Linked DNA regions of Mus musculus: region 1 is linked to region 2. Evidence: chromatin contacts called from ENCODE Hi-C or POLR2A ChIA-PET data. All regions are on one chromosome and are shown on one strand. Each heading gives the region's core, a stretch centred on a gene start or an enhancer-like site at or near the end of the contact. The rest is flanking DNA. Distances are from core to core; before and after follow the strand shown. Region 1 holds the start of Morc3 (microrchidia 3). Region 2 holds the start of 2310043M15Rik (RIKEN cDNA 2310043M15 gene).

Region 1 (2,700 bases), core at 98-2,597, 37 kb before region 2:
AATTGCTCTTACAGAGGACCAGGATTCAGTTACCAGCACCCCATGGGCCAACTCATAACTAGCAGTGAGGGTTCAGAAGTCCTCATCTTCAGGTGCATAAGACACACACACACATAAACTGTGTGGGGGGAAACCGTACTAACAGGCAATTTAAAACAAAACATAACAAAAAATGTGAAGAATACTCAACCTCACAAAAAAAAAAAAAGGCAGACGCGATAAAACTAGGTAACACTTCATGCACACTTGGGGCTATCACATCCCAAATGACGGAAGTAGCCTAATGAATGGACGGAGACCTGCATTCTTGAAGAGCACCTACGGGAGGTGCTTTAACCTCCGGAAATCCTTACCGCTCGCCAACGAAATTACATAACACAGTAGTACCGCTTTTTTTGCCTTTGAGACAGGACTTCCCCTTGTCTCCCTAAATTGTCCTAGAATTTGCCTGCTTCGGTCACCCGAGCGCTGGGGATGCCAGGCATGGGCCACCGCAGCCATCCTTCAAACATCAAGGAAGTAACTTTCCCCGCTTAAGACCTCAGGGCCGGCAGAGAATAAAACTTTGCAGGAATCATCAGGTGAAGCCACGCCCACAATGTTTTGGACCCGAAAGTGTAAGTCCTTTTCTGCGACCACTCCCAGCCACCTCCAAAGGGTTTGCCACCAATGGGCTCGGCCCGAAAAGGCAGGGGCATGCCAAGCAAGCGGAGGAGATGAGTCCTAGCCTCCGCTCCTCCGAGCCGGGACCGACAGGGACGGACGCGTGCAGGAACCGCGCTGCACCGCAGCCCACGCCGCCCCGACGAGGCCCGGCGGCTGCTCCCGGGGCGGGCGGGTCGCGGAGGGCGCGGCTCCCACAACAGCTGTCGGGCGCCGCAGAGCCGGAGGGAGGGAGGGAGGCCGCCTCGGCTTGCCCCGAGATGCCGCGAGCGCACCGGCCGCGCGTTACAGCCGCTCCTCCGAGCGAGGAGACATGGCGGCGGACCCTTGGCCCCGCCGCGACCTCCCGGCCGCCGCGCCAGCCCTTGAGTCGCCGCCGCCCACTGCCACCTCCTGGCTGGCCCGCCTGCCCGCCCTCCTGGGACCCGGCCCGCTCCTCCCCTCGCGGCTGCTCACCGCGCTGAGGCGGATCCCGGTGGGTGGCTGCGCCGCCATCTTGAGTGAGCTACAAAGCCAGGACCGGCCTCGGCCGCAGCCCGACTGGGAGGCTACGAGTCCGCCGCGGGCTTCAACGCCCCGCCCACTTCCGGGGCGGAACCGACAACACCAGGCCACACCCACTCATTTCCGCCTCGGGCAAAGGCGAATTAGGATTCTCAGCAGAGGCTTGCCCGAGCGGGCCTGACCTGCTGCGCGCGCAGGACCCAGGCGTTGGGCGCATGCGTAGGTGAGCGGGCGGGCGCGAGCTCCTCGCCTCGCGTAGCTGGACCTTGAGATTGAAGATTGGCGCGAAGAATGATGTGTAGAAGCTAGGCAAACTCTGATGAAAATCGCACTGCAAAAGTGTAATCCATGGCCGCTGGTAATGATGTTACTGGAATCTTACAGGACAAAATGAAGAAAATAATTACTTTTTGGGTTTGCCTGAAAATCATCAGCTTTTATCCTGGTAGTGGTAGCGCACGGACACGTTAATTCAGTGTGTGTGGAGCCCGGTACTGCAGCGAGTAGCATGTAGAAATTAGTCAAGAAAGGGATGCTAAATAGTACAAGTAAAGAGAAGGTTAAAAGATTTGCAAGAGTATTTACTGCAGTCTTAACGATAGTCATATTTTTATTTATAAAAGTTCAGACGGGCAGTGGTGGCGCACGCCTTTAATTCCAGCACTTGGAAAGCAGAGGCAGGCAGATTTCTGAGTTCAAGGCCAACCTGGTCTACAAAGTGAGTTCCAGGACAGCCAGGGCTACACAGAGAAACCCTGTCTCGAAAAAAAAAAAAAAAAAAAAACAACAAAAACAAAAAAAAACTAAACAAAACGAAAAAAAGTTCAGTTCATCTTCTGCTGATAAACAATTTAGTATCCTTTATTATAGACCGCTGTCTATTAAACACTACAGTATGGGATGGATCCTCTCCTTTTCCTACACGTCAACTGTGTTTTCTCTTCATATTTTAACTGTAGGCTTGTAAAAACTTAAATACTTTTAAATTAATAAGGGGATGTAAAATTAAAACCTGTGGTATTCACTGTTTTTAAGAGTGAATAAGAGGCACAAGATAAGCAAAACTGGTGTCTAGTCTTGCAGAACAGGTGGCTGTCAAGACAGTTGAACCATGATGGCCGGTCAGTGAGCCGTGCAGTCAACCTAGAGAGTGTCAGCAGCCCAGGCTGCGCAAATTCTCCACTGAACTGCAAATAGCTTAGTCTAGAAACTCCCCTGTGGATTTGACCAGAGGTTTGTTCCCATGGGGATTCTAAATCTTGTCAAGTTGACAGGATTAACAAGCAGGTCAGCCTTGTTTTCCTGTTTCATCCGAGTCTGGTTGTCTTTGCGGGGAAAACAGTGCCTAGGGTGGGACAAATACTTGTTCATCAGGGAAGAGGATTCCCCACGGGATGCAGCTGAGGAAAGCCTGTCTCGCCACATTTTCTTGAGATCCACATAATCGCTTTGTTTTTCTTTTTGAAAGAGAGCCTCCTGTAACCCAGGCTGGTCTGCTTTGTACTTGAGGTTGACAAACTCCTGACCCTCTTG
Region 2 (2,700 bases), core at 70-2,569:
ACACAAAACAAACCAACCAACCAACCACAAAAGACTCTGGATTTCTAATACAGGCGTCTCAGCCTAAGCCTCCTCGGCTGAATGGCACCGGAGTCCAAACACAAGGTTGCCCTTAAGAACCTGCACATGCACAACACACGCACATCAATGGAGGGAAATGCCCACTCTTTCTCCAGCCATCACGGCCATTTATTACTGCTGAGTGCTGCTATGACGTTTGCTAACCCAGGCTTCCTGAGAAGCTCGAAAACTACGGCCAGCTTCCCGAGTCTATGCCTGCCAGGAACTGAAAGGAGCCAGGTGCTGCCTTACCACAGGACTGTCCTCAGGTTGGGTTTAATTACTGAGCAACAGACAGACAACAACACTTAGCGCAACAGTCGCCACATCTGCAGTGGGCACCCAGTTTAATCAGCACCCAAAGAGCGAGCCACAGCAAAGCAGCTGGAGTGCACGGGTGTCGTGGTGGCGGGGTGTTCCCCACCACCACCACCACCATCAGGGAGAGCATAATTATTGGCTTAAAGTAGCAAATGAAGGGTCTGGGAGAGAAAGTGCTTGTTGTGCAATTGTGAGGTCCAAGCTTGACCCAAGCATCATAAAAAAAGATGGGCTGGGAGGCCGGGTCACGTGACCCTCAGGGCTGGGGAGAGAGAGGTAGATGTGGGTCATGTGACCCTCAGTGCTGGGGGGGGAGAGGTAGGTGTGGGTCATGTGACCCTCAGTGCTGGGGGGGGAGAGGTAGGTGTGGGTCATGTGACCCTCAGTGCTGGGGGGGGGAGAGAGGAGTAGGTGTGGGTCATGTGACCCTCAGTGCTGGGGGGGGGGAGAGGTAGGTGTGGGTCATGTGACCCTCAGTGCTGGGGGGAGAGGTAAGTGTGGGTCACATGACCCTCAGTGCTGGGGGGGGAGAGGTAGGTGTGGGTCATGTGACTCTCAGTGCTGGGGGGGGAGAGGAGTAGGTGTGGGTCATGTGACCCTCAGTTCTGGGGAGAGAGATAGAGCATCTCAGAAGCTCAGTGGCCAGCCAACCAGGCCAATCAGCAAGCTCAGGTCCCAGGGAGAATACTAGTCTCCAAAACAAAGCAGGCATCGACTTCTGAAGAACCACGTGAGGCTGCCCCTGGGCACCGCCCAGCTCCCTGTCCCTCCTCATTCCGGGAAGAGAATTCCTGTTTGGGTGGCAGGGCATGCTATATGGCTCCACTCCTTTGAAACAAAAGTGTGTGCATGCCTGGCTGACTGCTGGGAATTCTTCCCACACCCCAACACACCCCTACACCACTCTGCCCTGCCATCTAGGTTCATTCTGGAGATTGCCAGAATGAATCAGTCTGTCTAGCTGGGTCCCTAGGACCACACGGGTTGGGACTCAGATCAGTGTCTTGCTTAGCCATCCTCAGGGAAGCTGCTTCTTGCGGTAGAAGGGAACTACTCAGGGGACCCACAGCTGAGCAGTGACTCTGGAACACTCCATCCTAAATGGTGGCGTCTTCATCGACATCTTCAGAGACAACAGGAACCACGCACATCAGAGACGGGCAGCACAGGCCCAAGCAAGATGGGGTCTCAGCACCGAGGAGGAACTGAACACAGCCTCCCTGCCCACCCAAACACAGGCTTTCCAGCTGATCCACACTCCCATGTGAAGGTTTGTTTTCTCCAGTGGAGTCTCCCCAGGCCCCGCAGCATGTGGTCAATACAAAATGTACTCGGTAGTATTTTTGTAGGTCTCTGTCTTGGTGGAGGCTTTCTTTGGGCATTTTTGTTTGTCTTACTATCCTTTTCTTGTATATTATGTTTTCTGGCAATTTTGTGGTTTTCTGGTCTTTGTGTATGTGTGTGTGCTTGTGTGTTTCTTGTGCTTTTTCTTTTTGTCATTCTGTTTTCTTGTTTGCTTGCCTGATGGTTTTAAAGAAAAGGGGAAGGGGAAAAGAAATAGATCTTGGAGTTGGGTGAGGTGGAAGGTGGGAGGGGGACCATGAAGAATAAACCTCAGGAACAGGTGCAGTCAGTCAGTTACAAGCATGGGAGGTGGGGTGGGCAGTCGCCTGGGCCCAGGAACAGGCTAAAAGGCAGTGTGCTTGTCCACGGGCTGAGAAGTGTGTGTCCACTTTCCAGTGCCTCCTGATGCTCTTCCGAGGATAACTGAGACTGAAAAACGGCGATGTGCTGATGGGTAATCACAGACAGGCGCACACTAACACCACTCCCTTCCCCACAGGGACTCAGCCTTCTTCCCTTTTTTTTCTTTTTGGTTTTTCGAGGCAGGGTTTCTCTGTGTAACCCTGGCTGTCCTGGAACTCACCCTGTAGACCAGGCTGGCCTCGAACTCAGAAATCTGCCTGCCTCTACCTCCCGAGTGCTGGGCTTAAAGGTGTGCGCCACCACTGCCTAGCAGCCTTCTTCCCTTTGTGTGAGCTAGGACAACTGAATGAATACTGAACATGGTCAAAAGAATGGCGTGAACAAAGCTTTGGGGATGGGGAGGCTCCAGGAGAAAAGGCAGAGGGCCCTTTCCCTCAAGGGGCACTTTGTTCCCTGGATTGTTCTTGGAGGGGATTCTGTGCCTCCCGTGACAAACATTTACATCCCATTTATAGGACGTGTTTATTGATGTTGGATATCCTATCGTGGCTATGGAACCCAGCCTGGTCAGTGTGCCCTAAATCAGGTTATCACCTTCTGCTCTGCTCTCCT

What was found. A loop is a pair of places that touch in the nucleus more often than their neighbours do. ChIA-PET counts read pairs that join two places held with the same protein, here RNA polymerase II (POLR2A).
Region 1: POLR2A ChIA-PET joins it to region 2 with 61 read pairs in embryonic stem cell. The contact joins the promoter of Morc3 here to the promoter of 2310043M15Rik in region 2. A Hi-C loop is called at or near these places in 1 of 37 maps with a recorded cell type or tissue (CH12.LX). POLR2A ChIA-PET finds 5 or more read pairs at or near these places in 5 of 5 experiments (Patski and embryonic stem cell).

The regions. Positions count from the first base shown.
Region 1 is chr16:93,830,768-93,833,467 of GRCm38, reverse strand. Morc3 (microrchidia 3) reads right to left here and starts at 1,347. Exons shown (of 17, transcript NM_001045529.3): 1 at 1,120-1,347. The coding sequence starts at 1,158. It overlaps Gm30881 (a long non-coding RNA gene), which reads left to right and starts at 376. Exons shown (of 3, transcript XR_876266.3): 1 at 376-617.
Region 2 is chr16:93,793,520-93,796,219 of GRCm38, reverse strand. It overlaps 2310043M15Rik (RIKEN cDNA 2310043M15 gene), which reads left to right and starts at 1,319. Exons shown (of 2, transcript NR_151466.1): 1 at 1,319-1,651. All of the region lies in intron 27 of Dop1b (DOP1 leucine zipper like protein B), which reads right to left.